Regions from separate parts of the Homo sapiens genome. Here region 2 is linked to region 1. Evidence: chromatin loops called from intact Hi-C (ENCODE). Cell type or tissue: GM12878. All regions are shown on one strand. Each heading gives the region's core, and the rest is flanking DNA. Links, peaks and the distances in the headings are about the cores only. Region 1 has its middle 69 kb from the start of SYPL1. Region 2 overlaps ATXN7L1 (ataxin 7 like 1).

What was found. A loop is a pair of places that touch in the nucleus more often than their neighbours do. Peaks named below come from ENCODE experiments on the same cell type or tissue, not always from the same donor. Only the 100,000 strongest peaks of a DNase experiment are listed, where the experiment ranks them.
Region 2: a loop joins it to region 1, with 11 times the contacts of the local background. A loop is called at or near these places in 9 of 110 quality-filtered maps.

The regions. Positions count from the first base shown.
Region 1 is chr7:106,038,494-106,047,877 of GRCh38, reverse strand. No RefSeq gene overlaps it. Among named protein-coding and RNA genes, the nearest start is that of SYPL1, 69 kb to the left of the region's middle. RefSeq lists an enhancer at 4,748-5,248. In GM12878, for the core only: CTCF peaks have their summits at 4,900 (motif pointing right) and 6,572; no DNase peak of the experiment used is centred there; H3K27me3 peaks cover 386 bases.
Region 2 is chr7:105,683,366-105,692,749 of GRCh38, reverse strand. All of the region lies in intron 3 of ATXN7L1 (ataxin 7 like 1), which reads left to right. Among named protein-coding and RNA genes, the nearest start is that of EFCAB10, 110 kb to the right of the region's middle. RefSeq lists enhancers at 797-1,472, 1,473-2,148, 2,149-2,824, 2,825-3,500, 3,501-4,176. In GM12878, for the core only: a CTCF peak has its summit at 4,625 (motif pointing left); no DNase peak of the experiment used is centred there; H3K4me3 peaks cover 1,114 bases.

The DNA of each region.
Region 1 (9,384 bases), core at 946-8,945:
AAGTATCAAAGTCTACACTCTTAACCATTAAGCTGTGTCTTCTCCAAAGTGGGAACAGGTCACCTTGGTGTTGTTCACTTAGTCTAGAGACCACTTTTTTGTCTCGAGACACTCATTTGGCACAGAAAATCAAATAAATCACCAGAACCTGATGGATTAAATAAATCAACCCTAAGCAAAGACCCTACAACTTAGGAGAAACAAACTGCTAAGGTTTGCAGAGTTGCATCTCTAGGACTCCAGGAGCCTTTAAATACAAAAAGGAATTAAACTTTAGTGACAACGTTCTAGGCTTTGGCAGAAGTCAGCCCAGGGGAAGATGTAGCTGCCCCAGCTTAATACGCTGTCCCAACCAGGGACAAGGCCAGAACATTCAAACCAGGCAAGGGAGACTTCTAGTACAGCCCCACCCCTATCAGATTTCCTCCTACTGTCAACCCTGGTGGTTAAAGATTTTATTTTATTAAGAAAAGCAGTGTTCCAGTGTCTTTCAGTTCACTAAAAGGCCACACGGTTAATTAATGTCAGAGCTGCCAACCCTCGTACGTGGGGCTGGCCTGAGCCAGGCCTCCCAGGTGGACTCTTCTGGTTATTTGGAAAACACTTTGGCTTGAAGCTGAGGGTTCTGGAGTTGCCGTAGAACACTGGTGCAAACCACAGGATAAACTCAGAAGAACAAGACAGAGCCAGCATGTGGATCCACAGCCCTGCCCTCAGCTACAGGGGGAGGCTATAGGGGAAATGTGTCCTTGTCTGGCTTCAGAGAAGGAGTTGAGAATACTGAACTCTCAACTCTGTGCCCACAGCTCAACTCTCACCATCTCTAAAGGCCATTGGGCCCACAGCGAGGGTGATGTGCTCCGTGCTGAGGATATTGAAATGCATGCTGAGCAGCTCCTCTTTCCTCACAGCCCTTCAAAGAGCCCTCTGGCTCCTGGAAGCTGATCACTTTCCCAGAGACAGCTGACGAGTGGGACATAGGAAGAAGTGAGGTGCTGAAGGTGAAGCCAGTCCTCGATAATTATTATCATTCCGTCCCCTGCCATCATCTTGCTTTTCTCTTATTATTTATAGGATGGGAGAATGTACCAGACACATCGATCATGGTAGCTGTCGTACACACCATTCTCGCCTAAGAAAAACTGCCCAGTCACAGCCCCCAAGGAGGGAAGTGTCCCCAAGCTGTCCCTCATTCAGCATTTGCCTTGTTCTTAGCCATGTGACCCACACCTCCTCTTGGCCAGCTGTGATTGGACAGGGGCAGATGCCTTGCCCAAGACCTCCTATCCAGGGACTAGTGGGATTGTCTGATATGGCCCAGCTCAACCAACTCTGCCCAAATGAGAATTCAAATTGGCAATTAGATCCATTGAATTATCTTTCCTTCTGAGAAAACTAATTTTAGGGTCTAAAGAGAATTTTTTTTATAGAAACATGATCTCGCTGTGTTGGCCAGGCTGTTCACAAGCTCCTGGCCTCAACTGATCCTCCTGCCTTGGCCTCCCAAAGTGCTGGGATTGCAGGCATGAGCCACCATGCCTGGCCAGGAAACTGATTTTAGAGATAAAGAGAAAATGAGCCAACTGGTAGCAGAACAAAAGTCCTGAAGAAACACTTAGAAGAGGTGAGTGAAGAGCGAAGGCAGAGAGTCATATTGATGCCAGAGCCCTAGGACCAGTGGTTCTGAACCCAAATATCTCTGCACACCCACAGCAGCTGGCGGCATACCTTGCACAGGTGGCTAACACATTGTGCTCAAGGTAGAAAATGCACCTTTTGTTGCAACTGAGGATATGTATTGTTACAACAGTGCTTGTTGGACAGAATGTTGAGAGGAATACTCCTTGTAGAATGGGAGAATCCCAAACACGCACATCGGAGGGAAGAGGTAGAGTATAATGATAAGTGTGTGCCAACACAACCAAGTTTCCCAGAATGTGTGAAAACTGTCTTGTGAGGACAGAAGAGAGCACAGTTGGGGCCATAACAGTTATTCTCAAAGACATGGGCTTGCAGAGTAACCAAGTTAACGCTATAATAACCAAGGATGTTATTTAATTCTTCTAAAGGCTTGCCAAAAATTCTGATATTTGAACATGTGCCATTGTATTAGTCAGGACCTTTTGGTTTCAAGTAACAGAAACTCAACTCAAAATTAACTTACAAAGGAATCTGATGGTTCATGTCACTGAAAAATCTAGGGATAGAACAGACTTCAATGATGGCTGCATACAAATACCCAACATCATCAGGAATTATTGTTTCTCTCTCTCTTCTTATTTTTCTTTCCTTCAGTTGGCATTATTCTTTGGTTGGCAGGCTCTTCCCACACTCAACAAGGTAACCAATATTGGCTTCATGCTTCCTACTGACCTCCTTCCAGCTTAGCAGCATCAGCAGATAAGGAATAATTCCCTAGATCTACAGCACAAGTCCCAGGGGTAGTTCTCAATGGTCCACCTTGGAACACGTATCCATCCCTGAACCAATTAACAGAGCCAAGGAGAAGCTGTGATCTGATTGGCCTGGCCTGGGTCATATGCCCAGTTCTGGAGCTAGGGCATGATGTCAGCCCCACCAGAATACAGGACCTAATAGTAGAAAATGGTTATTGCTTAAGGGATGTTAAACAGGCAGTAACAACAGCCTCAGCCCCAAACAAAATAGTTGAGCACAACCTCTCCGGAGCAAAGATCCTTGAACTCCTGACATTAACCTCTTACAGATGCCTTGCATGCTAAATGACTTTCTGATCACAGTCTCCCTGAGTCCTCACTAGGCTTTTATCAATCAGGATTCTTACCTACAAACAACAAAATCCCCTCTGATTTGTTTAAACAGAAAAGAACTTATGGACGCATATTAGTGGCTCACAGACTCTCCAGCAAGGTCGGAGAAATAGGGGTTGGCACTCTGCAGCCACAAACAATACCCAAATCCTCACCTGTCTGGTCACAGGCTTGATCCCACTGCCTTTGGTGCATGTTACTATTATCATCTCTGTCTCTGCTGCCTCTGGGGTTCCATGTCCCTCCACCATGTTCCGCCCCATCACCAAGAACAATTCCATGCAGCAGCTTCTCCCTGGCTTTTCACTCTTCCAGACTGAAATCTCATCATACTGCATCCAATCCACAGAGCCTATGTCACATGCCTGTGTCCTAGCTGCAGAGGAGTCTGAGTAACTGAGTTCTGATCTCCACCCTGGTGAGGTAGCACCCCTCACATGGCGTATTTTCCAAATTTAAGAAGTTTCTTCAAATGATGTTGGGGTGGCACCAATATGACTAATATCTATTATACTACACCACCCCTGAGAAGTGAGGTCTTCTGCTTCTTCTGGGTTCTGGACAGACTGAGCAATGGAGCCAACTCTTTATTTTCACATGTTATATCCCAATAAACCTATGATTCTCTGTTCTTTGCAACCAGAAAGAAACCCAGTTAATGCAACACAATTTGGCCAATGTAATTTGGATAAAATTTAGCTTGGAGACAATGGTTTTCATCCCAGCAGGATTGGTTCACAGAAGCTCATGGCTTCTTTACAAGGAAAGGCTCCAGTGGGGCTTTTGAGGGGGTCTGGAAAGCATGGCCACATGGAGCCCTCTCAGGAGTGCCAGCCCACAGACATTTAATAGCCTTGTTCCAGAACTCTGCAAATGCCACACTGGGCTACCACTTAACCACAAGTCATCCCCAGCTATTAACAAGAAGCTGGATTGCAGGTAGGGACACCCTAGCAAGGGTCTTGCTAGTCTGATCATTTCCCTTCAGAGTCTGGAATCCTCTGGCAGCGCTTCACGGAGGACTGAACTCTCTGACCTTCCTCCTGTGGCATCTGCTGCTCCATCAGGAGCTGAAGCCATTCAGTAAGAAATCATTTTTGAGTATCAACGATGTCTCAGGCATTGTGCTCACACTGGATATGCTCTGTCTCCAGGGGGCCTTCAGACAAGGAAATTAGCCAAGGCTTAAATGGCATGAGAGGAGGCCAGGGAGGGAACAAAAATGTTCAAGTGCTATTATCCAGAAAGAGATGCATTGTTTTCATTTCTAAGCAGATTTATTGATCAGGTTCACTATGGACATCAAGGTCTTTGACCTAATATAGAAGTATAGTTGTTCTATTTTCTGAGCAGGTCGACAACAAAGAAATTTCTGTGACTGGAGAATTCATTTGTGTAAAAGCCATCTGAGGATTTCACCATTAAATACTTTTAGTTATATTGAATAAATGAAGAGAATAAAATTAGAGGAAATAGTGACCACTTCAGAAAATCTAGATGGTGCAGAGCCAGTTGGATATGCATACCTTGTTAGTCTTGGGGTGAACATTAGAAAGTCCAGTCTTTCTTTTTTTCTTTTTTTTTTTTTTTGAGACAGAGTCTCGCTCTGTTGCCCAGGCTGGAGTGCAGTGGCGCGATCTTGGTTCACTGCAACCTCCACCTCCTGGGTTCAAGCGATTCTCCTGGCTCAGCCTCCCGAGTAGCTGGGATTACAGGCACGTGCCACCACGCCCGACTAATTTTTGTATTTTTAGTAGAGACGGGGTTTCACCATGTTGGCCAGGCTGGTCTCAAACTCCTGGACTCAAGTGATCCGCCCGCCTCGGCCTCCCAAATTGCTGAGATTACAGGAGTGAGCTACCGTGTCCAACCAGGAAGTCCAGTCTTTTACCAATGGCCCCCGGCCCCACCCCTGACTCTCCTCAGAATACCGACATGTTTCACACAGTTGGAGGGTGGACAGTTGTGCAAAATATGCGTGCTGACAGCAAGGGAAAAGAGGAAATGTCTGATTTGGACCCCAAATCTCCTCCAGGAACCCAGTCACCCTGTGGCCCACCAACCTTGCCATTTCTGCAGAGGCGGCAGGTGCCCCAGGAGACCACTAGGTGTCGCTGTGAACCTGTGCAAGCGCGGCCTCACCCTGTGGGCGCACACAGCGCGGTATGTTTTCAATCAACACCTTGTCAGTTTTTCTCCCCGAGGCCCCAGGGGTGTGCTAGGAATTTTTATTTCTTGAGAAATACTGTGATTCAGCTGCCCTTTGTTGGCCCTGCTAGAGAGAATGAAGGTTGTGCTTGCTCCTGCCAGCCCCCCAGGCAGGGGAGTCCCCTTGCAAGCGTCTTCAGGCCACCAGCCTCTCTCTATCTCCCCACCTCCCATTATTCCTCTTCATTCTCCTTTTTACCTTTCTCTCTCGGTGCCCGGTAACACCGATGTGCTGCTTAGGGAAAGGTCGCCATCCTAGAGGCCTCCTTCAACCCTTCTGAATTTCACCAGTTCCTAAATAAACTAGCTTGCAAATTCTGTCCTTATCCTCCCCTTCTGACTCTGCTCCCAGCCTTGCCCCTTTCTTTCAAAGCAACCGCAAGATTGAGGCAGTGTTGGGGTGGGAGCAACAAGAGGCTCAACTATCTTTTTAGTTTCCTTTTTTTTTTTTTTTTTGACACAGGGTTTTACTCTGTTGCCCAGGCTGGAGTGCAATGACACGCTGACGGCTTCATGCAGCCTTGACCTCCTGGGCTCAAGCAATCCTCCCACTGCAGACTCCCTAGTAGCTGGGACTACAGGCCTGAGCCACCATGTGCAGCCAATTTGTGTATGTTGGTAGAGCTGGGGTTTCGCCATGTTGGCCAGGCTGGTCTCAAACTCCTGGACTCAAGTGATCTGCCTGCCTCAGCCTCCCAAAGTGCTGGGATTACAGGCTTGAGCCAGCGCACCTGGCCAAGGGTCACCTATCTTACTAGGCTTGTCAGAATCTACTCCTGGCACACAGGGGCTTAAAAGTCAGATCTGCTTTCAGATCCTACCTCCCTCTGCCACTTACTAGCTGTGTGACCTTTGGCAGGTCACACACCCTTTCTGAGCCTCAATTCTTCATATGTAAACTAAATTTACACATATAAATTCTACATTAAGTAGAATTATAAATGTGAAGACCTCACGTGATCTGGCATGTAGCCGGCATTCCATAAATGCAAAGTGATTTTCCTTATGACTACAGGGACACTTACACAGACACATATACACACACTCAACCAAAGACAGAATTTGGGAACTTTACTCTCCTGAGCATGTAGCAAGATGGTATGTCAAGGAAACAAAATTCAGGGGTGTGTATTCCGAGATGCCAAGAACCCCCATGGATTCTAACCCTCTCTACATATGTCAGCAGTGATCGACCTGTTCTGAACCCAACTGGGTGCTGTCTTGGTCAGTGGCCATAGTTTGCTTGGCAAAATGCCAGGATAGCTGTCCTGGACCCTTTGGGAAAAGGCCACTTGTGGGTGGAGCAGCCACTCACTCCTTCCTCCAGAAGGCTTGGTGCCGCCACATTCCCTGGTTTCAAGCTACCACATTGCTGCTGTGGTTTTTTGCGGTGGCCACAGGGTGGAATCTTGGCCCAGGATGCCCTGTGGCTGCTCTCTGCAGGCATTGAGGACACATACCCTGAAAGGCTCGGGAGAAGGTGGAGAGAAGGGAGAGTAGTCTTTTACCAGAGGTGTTCCTGGACCATTCACTGGACGCTAAATGGCAAATAGAGAGGCCACGCCCCTGCTGGCCAACATAGATCACTGCAGCCCCTCAGCCTTTGGGTAGAGGCTGTTCCTGAGTGATTAGGATCTCTGCTTGGAAGGCACTTCAGTACTCATAGCCAGGATGAGGCTGCTTCTGTGGAGCAGCAGATAGGTAGTGGGTGTGTGAAGAACAGAGAAAAGAATAAACATTGCCTCCTGCATTGCCCAAAGCAGTGCGCTGGGCTTGGCAGGGTTGCAGGAGGCCAGGGGTGGTTTCAGACCCCTAACTCAAGCCTCAAAAGACAGGATATGCTCAGAACACATTGCTCCTGCAGAGGCTGGTGTTGACTCTGAACCTGTGAAGATTTCTGCAGCCATGAGCAGCCTTGGACTTTCAGGGTAGAGAGCTGTTCAGCAAGAGGATCCATCTGGGGGTCCAGTCACCTGACCCCTTTTCCCATCAGAACACAAATCAAAGGCCATCACTAAGCCCTTCCTGCCTAGGCTCAGAGGAGACACACTCAGTTGCCATCCTGGCTCTGTGACCTCTGGACAAGTCTCCTAATCTCTCCAACCTTCAGCTTTCTCATCTGTAAAGTGGATATGATCTTCAAGATGCAGACCATTCTCAGAGGCGTGCCATGAGGATTATAGATGGTGCAGGTGGAGGGCCCGCTTGTGGTAGGCACGCACTGCAATCATGAGGTTTCCAGAGACTTCTCTGCAGGCTGCTAAGGTGCAGCAGGAGCTGTTGCTGCTAACCTCAGCGAGGTGTGCCAGCACGCCAGATCAGACTCCTCAAACCAAAGCAGACAGAAGCTGGGAAGGGCTGAAAGCCCGACACTGCAACCTGAGCAAAGGGTGCCTCACTTGTCTGTTTGAAAAGCTCATGAAACCCTTGAGCATTGCTGGTGGAAATTTAAAATGGTGCAGCCATGGTGGAAAGCAGCCTGGCAGTTGGTCAACAAGGTAAATATAGAGTTACCACATCACCCAGTAACTCCATTCCTAGGTATATACCTAGGAAATAAGAACAAATGTCCACAGAAGAACTTGTATGCAAATGCTCATGGCAGCATTATTTATAGCAGCCAGAAGATGGAAACAACCCAAATATCATCAACTGATGAATGGATAAATAAAATGTGGTATATCCATGCAGTGGGCCATTATTCAGCCATAAAAATGAATGTATGGACCTACCATGTGGATGAATCTTGAAAAGATTATGCTAACTGAAATAAGCCAGACACAAAAGGACAAACATTGTATGATTCCATTTCTATGAAATGTCCAGTATAGGCAAATCCATAGAGAGAGAAAGCAGTTCAGCGGTGCCAGTGCCTGGGGATGGGGAATGACTGTTAATGTGCGTGAAGTTTATTTTGGGGATGATGAAAATGTTTTGGAATTACATAGCAGTGGTGGTTGCACAACTCCGTGAATATCTAAAAACCACTGAATTCTATGGCATGTGAGTTAAATCACAATAAAACTGTTATTTTAAAAAGGACCCTTAGCCTGCCAGCTGGAGTGTGCTTTGACCATGGACCAGCAAATGAGGTGGGCCATGCAGGGAGTGCAACTCTTGTGAGCCTTGCCTATAAATCAGATTAAGCGGCTTCTCTCCCTCAGCTGCCCCGGGTTCTGAAGGGGCTGCAGCAGCCACAGTCTGTCTCTGAACACCACCCTAATGAAAAGGCTGCTGAGGGCGCTGTGGCCTAGAGCGTAAGCATCCACAATGCTCACTCCAGGCCCTAGGCCAGCCTCACCCGGATAGCCCAGCTCGCAGTCACATGGGGAAAATCAGAGTTTACGAGCATGCTCTGCTTCGGTTTCAACACTGACGGGGATCACGTTTTCCAAACCAGGCATCAGAACTGATTGTATGGTTTGTACCCATGGGGACAGTGGGATGCACCATTTTAAGTGATATCCGTCTCCAAAAATTTGGGCATAAGGCTCCGGTTTTCCAGAACACATTCATCTCCTTCTGTTCCCCCAAACAGACAAGTTTTCTAAGAACTTCAACTCTCTGGGGAGTCCTAGACAGAAGTTAGAGTTTCCTACAATTCAGGTCTCCTGACGTTTAATCAGAACTGTACTTTTTCAGACTGAGAGCCAATCGAATGCACCGTTCAGCTTGAGGGCTGCCTACAACCACCTTCACAGCGGGGCATAGAGTCCAGACCTCGAAATCACCCTGCAGGCCTGTTTCCTGTTTCCTTGGGTCATCGACTGGAATCTTGCCGGGAAGTGTGATGTGGCCGGAACACTGACCGGTCTCTTCACTCTCCCCACACACCTATGTGTGCACACATGACTACCATTCCCCCGCTGCAGACCAAGCATGGGGCAGTCACACTCGGGAGAGCCGCTCAGTATTATCTAAAATGACTTTGTCTGGTAGCTTCCACTGAGGGAGGGGCTCATGCCTGCTGGGGAGCCTTGATCTCATACAGGAACAGGGCTCAAGAGAACTCAGGACTTCATTCATATCCGGGACACTCCTTCACAAAGGTACCACAAGGTTTCTACTGTCCTCCACCTCTGCCCCCCTGGACCCAGCCCCCACCATCTCATATCTGGATGAATCCAACAGCTACAGAGCTGGTCTTTCTACTTCTACCCTTGTTCTCTCCCTTCCTTAAGTCTCTTCTCAAATCAGCAGACAGATGCTTTCAAAACATAAGTAAGTTATGTCACTCCTCTGCTCAACACCATGCAATGGCTCCCATCATACTCAGAGTAAAAGCCGAAGTCCTTACAGTGGCCTACAAGGCCCTATGTGATATGCAAACTCCTCTCCACACATATCCCCCAGCCCACACACCCCCACTCACCACCACACACACACA
Region 2 (9,384 bases), core at 611-8,610, 350 kb after region 1:
AAGAGCTGGGTGCGGTGGCTCATACCTGTAATCCCAGCACTCTGGGAGGCTGAGACGGGTTGATCGCTTGAGGTCAGGAGTTCGAGACCAGCCTGGCCAACATGGCAAAACTCCATCTCTACCAAAAATACAAAAACTAGCCAGGCGTAGTGGTGCATGCCTGTAATCCCAGCTACTTAGGAGGCTGTGGCAGGAGAATTGCTTGAACCCAGGAGGCAGAGGTTGCAGTGAGCCAAGATAGCGCCATTGCACTCCAGCCTGGGTGACAGAGCCAGACTCCATCTCAAAAAAAGAAGGAAGGAAGGGAGGGAGGGAGGGAGGGAGGAAGGAAGGAAGGAAGGAAGGAAGGAAGGAAGGAAGGAAGGAAGGAAGGAAGGAAAGAAAGAAATTCATCCAGCATGTCCCTTTCTTCTCCTATGGGATTTACCAACTGACAAATTCTAGTGCTCCTGCCATCACCCCCACATGTGCAGCAAAGCCTCCACATTTGCAAAATCTAAGTCAATCTCTAAAAGATGCTTCGAGGAAGCACCCAGTTCCTTCTGCTAATAACCGCAGTGTGTCATGTGACACCTCCCCCTCCCCCAACCAGTTCTCTCTGAAAACTACCCACCCACCCCACCAATAAAGTAGCATGACGTCTGTCCTTCAGCTGCCAATATCTACATTTCCTTCAAGGTGGTAATCTTTTGCTTTTGTAATTTAAGTTCTTTTTTATTCGTAATTGTTACCCAATTGCTTTGGGGCTTGCATAAACAGTTAACAAAAACACCCGCACGAGGCAGCCGGTTCGCTTTCTGTGCTTGTTGTTCTTGGCACTGGGTCAGTTCTATGAACTTCTGGTGTCCAACTGGTAGGACCTGAAACTCCGTGTTTAACAAGTGCGTGTAGTCAAAACAGTTGGCGTGTGCAAGCGCGGATAGCTGGTATTGACTGCAGCTGGTCAGCCGTCGGGCTGTGCACCGTGCAGAATACCGTATCACGTTGCTCTGTTTGGGGCTGGGCTTTTGTTGTTGTTTAGTCGTTGCGATTTTTTTCCCTCCTTTTTCTTTCTCTCTCTCTCTCTTTTTTTTTTTCTTTTTTTTTTTTTTACTGACATCCGTGCTAATGTGGATCGCTTCAGGTTCCAAAAGTACAACATGTTTACAGTCGTCGTAGCATCAGATTAAGTTGGCAGCCTGAGTCTCTCTGTAAGTGGTTTTAGTTTACATTTCTTCTTCTAGCAGGATGTTTTGCATAATTTTGCTGATCCTAGGTTATTTATAGACTTTTTTTTGAAGAAACGGGGATGCATAAGAGTTTCTGTTCCAACTGTGGAAAGTGAAATTTGTTTCTCCACTTAGAGAAACGGCGGTGTATGTGCAGCAGAGGGTTATTTTAGCTCTTGATGATTAATTTCTTAGGGGTCACTTAATAACGTTCCCGAGAGTCCTAGGACGTGTTGTTTTCCTTTAGTCGTTCACAAACGGAGTAAAATGAAAGTAATGATGCCATTTCCTCTGGGGCGCTCCTCGAGGGTGGATGCAGTGATTGGGTATTGTTTCAAACGTCTGAAATGAGTTTACAGCGGTTGTTTTGTCAAACTCCTGGGAGCAGTGGCATTTGGTGACCCAAAACATGCCCAAGGGCTGGTCTGCAGGACTCAGAGTCACGGGGGAGGGGGACGGAGGAAGAACAGACACAGGGAAGTTACTGGACCTTAGTTTGTCCCCACCTAAATGACAGTGATATGCAGACATTTATAACATTTTTAAAAGGATGATTGACTGCAAGATGGCATATGGGCTCATGCTTTATCTGTGTGATTTTCTGGCCTGGTGGTAGCATCTTTGGGGGCCCGTGTGCATGTTTGAGTAAGAACTAAAGCTTAGCGAAAACACTAAGCCGGAATTAGCACTCTATAAAAGGGTTTCCCGTAATATTTACTAGAACAGTTGGCTAAAAATTGCCGTGCTTGTCCCACTGAATGGCTGTGTAATTAAATCAGCCCTTGATATCGTACCTTGAGCACCTCCCATCTCTGAGTCTGCCGCTCTTGGAATTTGCATGAGTAAGTAGCGCGTTCATCAGCATAATGAATGTGGAGTCCCAGTCTAATGGTCCGGGAGAACCTTGTAAATGAGACACTTCATTGTGCCTCGGGTTAAATATTTTAAACTAAACAAATCGCAAAAGAAGGAGAAGACGACAAACATCATTTAGGCCTCACGGAAGGCCTTCTGAGGAGCGGGTCTGCTTAGATCCAAGACCTTGAGTCCCACACAGATGGGTCCAACCCCACCCCCAGCATCACATGAATGAGAACGGACAGTGAAAACGGAAATTTCCAAGGTGGTAAATGTGACCATTAGGATGAGGCTTGACATAGTTCTAACTGCTGAGTGCTGCCAAGAGAGGCTTTCTTTTCTCCTCCATGTTTCTCTCATTCATATGAATGCTTTTTTTTGCTGGGCGCGGTGGCTCATGCCTGTAATCCCAGCACTTTGGGAGGCTGAGGCGGGCGGATCACCTGAGGTCGGGAGTTCGAGACCAGCCTGACCAACATGGAGAAACCCCGTCTCTACGAAAAATACAAAAATTAGCTGGGCATGGTGGCACATGCCTGTAATCCCAGCTACTCGGGAGGCTGAGGCAGGAGAATTGTTTGAACCCAGGAGGCGGAGGTTGCTGTGAGCCGAGAGCGCGCCATTGCACTCCAGCCTGGGCAACAAGAGCGAAACTCCGTCTCAAAAATAAAAAAAGAAGTGCCCTGTCTCCTTTAACCTTGCAGAGAATAATGATGAGGCTTCCTTGCTTTAGGCCTTTGACGTTTAGAGTCTGTCCTGTGCTTTCTCACACTGGCCCCACTGAGCTGGTGGGGGCCAAGTCCAGCCCTTTGGTCCTAGTAGGAAAAGCCTGGCTTTGGGGCCTGGCTCATACAGGGGAGCTGAGAAGCTAAAACTCGGGCTCGGACATGATCCATCGGACCTTCGCCTCCTCATGCCCCCATTTGCTCTGGGCTAACTGGCTATGACACGATGCTAAGGGACTCTTTGTTCTAATTTGATTCAAATCTGCCCCTGTGTGTGGGGCCTCTGTTCCACTTCCCCGTGCCTCCTCCGTATGTCTGGTTGGGACCGGGAGGACTTTCGGCCCACCTTCGTAAGGTGTCAAGCTTGAGGTGTGTGTTGGTTTGTATGCATCTCAGCTAGGAATGATTATGGGGGCTGCCCCCAGCTGTGTCAATCACCCCCACAGCCCAAGTGAATGGAAAGATGTGAAGAGAACCTATAGGCCTTTATGTTGGAGCTGGGAGGAGTGGCAGTAAATACTGAAAGGCTTTTGCATTTGAATGAGCTAAACCCTCCCACCCTGCCATCCTTGGGAAAGTAAAGGCCTTTCAGCTCTGTCTCCTAGAGCACGTTGCCCCTCCCAGGCCCTCCAGACATTGGCCTGCCAATATCTTAGAAACACCCTCCTTCCTCACTTTGATTCTTCCCTCCACCCCAGCCCCAGTGACATAGCTGCTGTTTAAACTTAATTGATCCGGGGCAGCTGGGCACCTTAGCAGCAGTGAGCATTTGTGAGCCCACTCCTTCTCTCTTGGCCCCAGGGGAGTGGTTCTGTCCACCCTACACTCCGGGAAGACCAAGGCACCCAGGCAGAACCTAGAGACCAGTGAATTCCCAGCCAAAGGCAGCACTGAGCCAGATGGTCTGTGTAATTTCGTCAAACCTTTGGGAGTCTGCTAACAGCGACCTCACTTTGCCATAGTCCATTCACCCCCAAGGTCTTGTCTTTTCTGGAACAACAGCCATGACATATACATTAATTAGAACCAGTAATCAGATTACTTTTTGGGTAAGAGGTGAAACAAGAAAGTAAGCTGATAAAAGGAGTTGATCACTCCCAGACTATGACCTGGAGTCATACATTTTCAGACCAGCTACTCACACCTGCTCCGTGTACTTGTAGACTACTTCAGCTTCAGGACTTCAGGGCAGGCAGACTGCCAGTTATCAGGGTTTAGGAGATTTGTCCCACCTTGACCTTGCTGTTACTGACCATGGGTTCTTGGGCTTTTGGTGCAATAGAAATGAGGCGAAAAGAGTCTTCCCAGACAAGGCTTCATTGGCGCTTACGCCAGGGCATAAGGTAGAGAGAGAGAGAATTCCCTGACTGACCCTCTGAAAACAGCCGATTGGGATTTTTTTTTTTTTTTAATTGACACAGGGTCTTGCTCTGTGTTGCCCAGGCTAGAGTGCAGTGGCACGATCACGGCTCACTGCAGCCTCTACCTCCTGGACCCAGGTGATCCTCCCACCTCACCCTCCCAAGTAGCTGGGGCTACAGGCATGTGCCACCATGCCCAGCTAAGTTATGTATTTTTAGTAGAGATGGGGTTTCCTCCATGTTGCCCAGGCTGGTCTCAAACTCCTGAGGTCAAGCCATCCACCCGCCTCAGCCTCCCAAAGTGCTGGGATTACAGGCATGAACCACCGTGTCCGTCCCCAGTTGGGATTTTTTTTATTAGGCGAAGTACAGGAATTGATATCAGGGTAGGGTATGCAGGCTGGGCTGGGCAACGCATGTGAGGGTTAGGGTATGCAAGTCAATGTATCTGGTTGTGATGATTATCTTGAGTCATGGGCCACCTGGTGGTCTAGCCGGCAACAACAAGGCTATAAATCAGTTGTTCAGCATTCCTTCCTGAGGTGGGACACTCCGCAACCTTGGTTCCATATTTTGGATCTCTTCAGTCCAGTTCCTGGAATTCTTTAAGTAAAAAGCATGGTTAAACATTATGAGAGCACCGAAGAACAATATAGAATGGCTCTTTTCTTTGTATGACTAAAGCCTTGGGGTGAGTGGGTATGGTGTCAGTGAGGTAGTGGTGTGGGTCTCATGGTCAGTGGGAATGCATGAAAGAATGCTCTTCTGCGGGTAGCTGAAGCCAGGCCACATTCCTGCTCTGTCACACTGCTCTGAAACACAGCCCAAGGAGGAGGATGCATCCGAGCTGCACCTAGGCCTCTGCCTCCATCCTATACTTTTTCTCCCTGATCTAGTGAACTTGCATGGTTTTTAGGTATTGGTCTTGGTATGATAGGGCTGTCATAACAAAATGAAACAGCCTGGGTGGGTTCAACAACCAAAGTTTATTTTCTCATGATTCTGGAAGCTGGAGGTCCAAGATTAAGGTGCCAGCAAGTTTGGTTTCTCCTGAGGCCCCTTCTTGGCTTGCAGATGGCTGCCCTCTTGCCGCCTCTTCATGTGATCCACCCTCTGGACTTGTGCCATTGTCGTCCCTTCCTTTTCTTAAGGACACCTATCCTATTGGATTAGGGCCCCATCCTAATGGCCTCATTTTAACTTAGTCACCTCTTCAAAGACTTTCTCTCCAAATGTGCTTATATTCTCGGGTACTAGGGATTAAGACATCAACATATGAAGTCTGAAGTGGAGAAATTTAACCCATAACACCAATCTGCCAAGCCTGGTCCTGCCTCAGCATCAGAACATTGCAGGAACCTCCATGGGGTACAGATTCATCTGTGAGTTTATTCCCCTCATGCATCAGTTTATAGAACCAGGCGCCATCTCTGTGTGGGTGCATAGTCAAAGGAAATGCAATGAGAGAAAGATAGGAATATGTTTAAAAGTCATCAGTGGCTATGAAAGTCTGAATTAGCTTTCATATGGCTTATGATGATTCTCAGGTGACTGTGGCAGCTCACCTGTCTCGAGAGAGACTCTTATTAGGGGTAGGTTGAGTAAGGGAAGCTTGTGGACCAGTAGGCTCCAGAAACTATGTCAGGAATTGTTACCTTCCCTTCTGGGCCCCTTCACTCCCACCTCCTTTCTGGGCCAACTCCCTGATCTGTTAATAGATTCATTGGCATAAACCTCTCAGTGTCTTGCCAACAATTACATATAGATACAGACGGTGTCTGACTTACAATGGTTCGACTTATGATTTTTTGGTTTCAAGATGGTACAGAAGTGACATGCATTCCATAGAAACTGTACTTTAAGTACCCATGTAACCATTCTGTTTTTCATTTTCAATATGATATGCAATACATTACATGAGATATTCAACACTTTATTATAAAATAGGCTTCGTGTTAGGGCATTCTGCCCGACTGTAGGTTATGTTCTGAGCACATTTAAGATAGGGTAGGCTAAGGCTATGAGGTTCAGTAGGTTATTATATTAAATGGGTGGGTTTTGTTTGTTTGTTTGTTTGTTTTGAGATGGACTTTCACTCTCATCACCCAGGCTGGAGTGCAATGGCACAATCTTGGCTCACTGCAACCTCCATCTCCTGGGTTCAAGGGATTCTCCTGCCTCAGCCTCCCAAGTAGCTAGGATTACAGGCGCCCACCACCACACTCTGCTGATTTTTGTATTTTTAGTAGAGATGGGGTTTCACCATGTTGGCCAGGCTGGTCTTGAACTCCTGACCTCAGGTGATCCACCCGCCTCAGCTTCCCAAAGTGCTGGGATTACAGGCATGAGCCACTGTGACTGGCCCTTAAATGCATTTTTGACTTACGATATTTTCAATTTATGATGGGTTTATCCAGATATAATCCCATTGTAAGTCAGAGAGCATCTGTGTATTTTTTTTTTTTAATCTGCCCTTAGTGTTCATTCCCCCTGGAAGTTGGGAAACTAACCTTAGATGGACGAGGAGAGGAAAATTCATTTATGTTAGTTATTGCCTCCCATCTTAATGCTGCTCTCTTCTCAGAGGCATGTGTTTGGCCATGCCACTTCCTCTCCTTCTTCCCCTGCTGTGGGATATCCTTGATCCTGAGATTCTAAAGGCCAACAGGTGACCTCTGACCATGCTTTGCAAAATGTTTCCAAGATTGGTTTTTAGTGAAGACCATTTATTCCCTGAAGACACCAACATCCTCAGCTGGAGTGAGAACAGGGTTTCTGAGAACCTGCCCTGAGAATGTCAGAGCCTAAAGCCTAGTTGTTCTTAGAAACCACCATCCAGGATGGAAGCTCAGGGATTGACTGGGGTCAAGCCGTAGGGGAGCTAAAAGTAACTCTCACGGCCCTTCATCACCTGCCGGTTCCCTGCTGCTGATACTCAGGTTCTGGTCTCAACAAGGGGACCATGGAGAGAAAGTGTGTTCCCACAGGCTGAGGGGCCCCTCTGCAAATATGGTAGGAAGACCCACTCCTTTTTCTTTATAAGCCAGCTTTGGCTCTGGTCTGAGATGAGAGAGGAGATGATTGCTACCAGGAGAGGAGATCAGGAATCTCATTATCAAAGTAATCCAGCTGCTGTGTGCTGAAAGACCTGTTCCTCCTGTCAGCCTGAGTACATCTATAGGTTCCTCCTTGGCTTCACAGGGAGGTCTCTGCCAATGGAAATGGTATCTTGACTTATTTATAACAGTAATCAGCATACTATTCTTTTATGTTTGCATAGTCTGACTCAACTTTGAAACCTCTTTTACATGCCTGATGTCATTGACTCTTCGCTATAGCGCTGGAGAGGGGAGGTACTGCTAACCTCAGAGCATAGACATTCTGGAAGGAGAGCCGGGATTTGGACTCCAGCTCTTGGATGTCAGTGCTCCTTCTATAGATTACAGCTTTCTAATGTCTGTATGTGGTTGCCAATAAGGAAGGTAGTTTGTCTGGGAATTGGAAAACCATTTATTATTATTATTATTATTATTATTATTATTATTATTATTATCATCTCTTCTCTGTACTAAAGGCAGTGTTGGACTGCTCATTGTGTGTAATACCCTGCTTAAAGAACTTTGCACTTAACCTTCACAACCAACAGTAAGAGGAGGCCTATCATTAGTCCCATTTGTCAAAGTCACCCACAAGATCCTACCAGGGAGATGAAGAAATGTGGGCCACGTGAGACACCTGCCCTGAATGGCACATGGTTCGGTACAACCATATCTCAAGAGTGCTTTTCAAAGGCCACTGTTGCACTGAGGGATGTATCGAGTTGCCCTCTTGGGCCTGTCCTCTTCCACGTTGTGTATGAGCACTTGGAAGAAGATTGGCATTGATGGCAGGCCGATCGAGTTTTCAGGTGGTAGATTTGGGAGGGAGAGCAGATTATGTTAATGAATCAGAGTCCAAAAAGATCTCAACAGACTGGAGCAGTAGACTAAATCCAACAAGATGACATTTTTAAAGGATACCTGTGGATTTGCAGCTTGGCAGCAAAATGTGTGAAATAAAACTTAGGGATGAGGCAGCTATCACAAATAAAAAATCTAGATTGGATCTCTGGCTGCATTAATAGGAGAATAATGTCCAGAACAGATCTGTAGGAGCTGGTCAGACCCCATCTGTAATGCTCTCCCTTCTGAGTTCCATGGTCTGTGAAGAACAAGAGGAGCCAAGAGAACCAAGATCAGGGAGTAATGAAAATGATGCTTTGTAAAGAATAGTTTAAGAAGTCATCTCAGGGTGTTTAGCCTGAGAGAAGGAAGTTTCAAGGAACAAACATTTGGCAAGATGTTCCATGGAAGGGGGATTAGACTGGTTCATAGTGACTCCCACAACGCAGACATGGGATTCATGAGTGGTCATTACACGGGAGCTTGGCATAAAGGAGAACTCTTCAACAGTCGGGACTGAACTCGGGAGGTGCCACTAAACTGTCACACCACTTACCTGGCTCACCGCTTATCTGGCACACTGCTTACCTGATGCACCGCCCCAGATGGAGCCTGCAGTGAAGCTATGCCTGGCAGCCCCTGGGCAGGAGTGTGGATGAGCAACTGCACTCCTGAAGAAGGGGGCCTGCAGAGAATGGTTACCTGTGGGGTTTTTCTTGCCTGTTGAGAGTCTGTTAGTCCCAACTTCAAGGTCTAAGATCTGAGTCCATGGGAGAATGATGATTCCTTTATGGAAATGGCGGCTGTATCAGGGATGAACGATCAGGTTGGCAAGAGGAAGAGCTGTGCCTCAGTGTCCCATTTGTAAATAGCTAGTGGAGCCTGTGTTCGTGTGTGTGCATGTGCGTGTGTTTGTGTGTGGTGGCATTGGTAGTGGCGGTGGTAGTTGTTTGAATTCAGAGGGTTTTTGTTTGTTTGTTTTGAGACGGAATCTCGCTCTGTCACCCAGGCTGGAGTGCAGTGGTACAATCTCAGCTCACGACAACCTCCACCTCCTGATTCAAGCGATTCTGCCTCAGCCTCCTGAGTATCTGGGATTACAAGTGTGCACCACCACGCTCGGCTAATTTTTGTATTTTTAGTAGAGACAAGGTTTCACCATGTTGGCCAGGAGGGTCTTGAACTCCTGACCTTAAGTGATCTGCCACCCTGGCCTCCCAAAGTTCTGGGGTTATAGGCATGACCCACTGTGCCTGGCCCTGAATTCAGGTTTTATTTTATGAAGTATGGG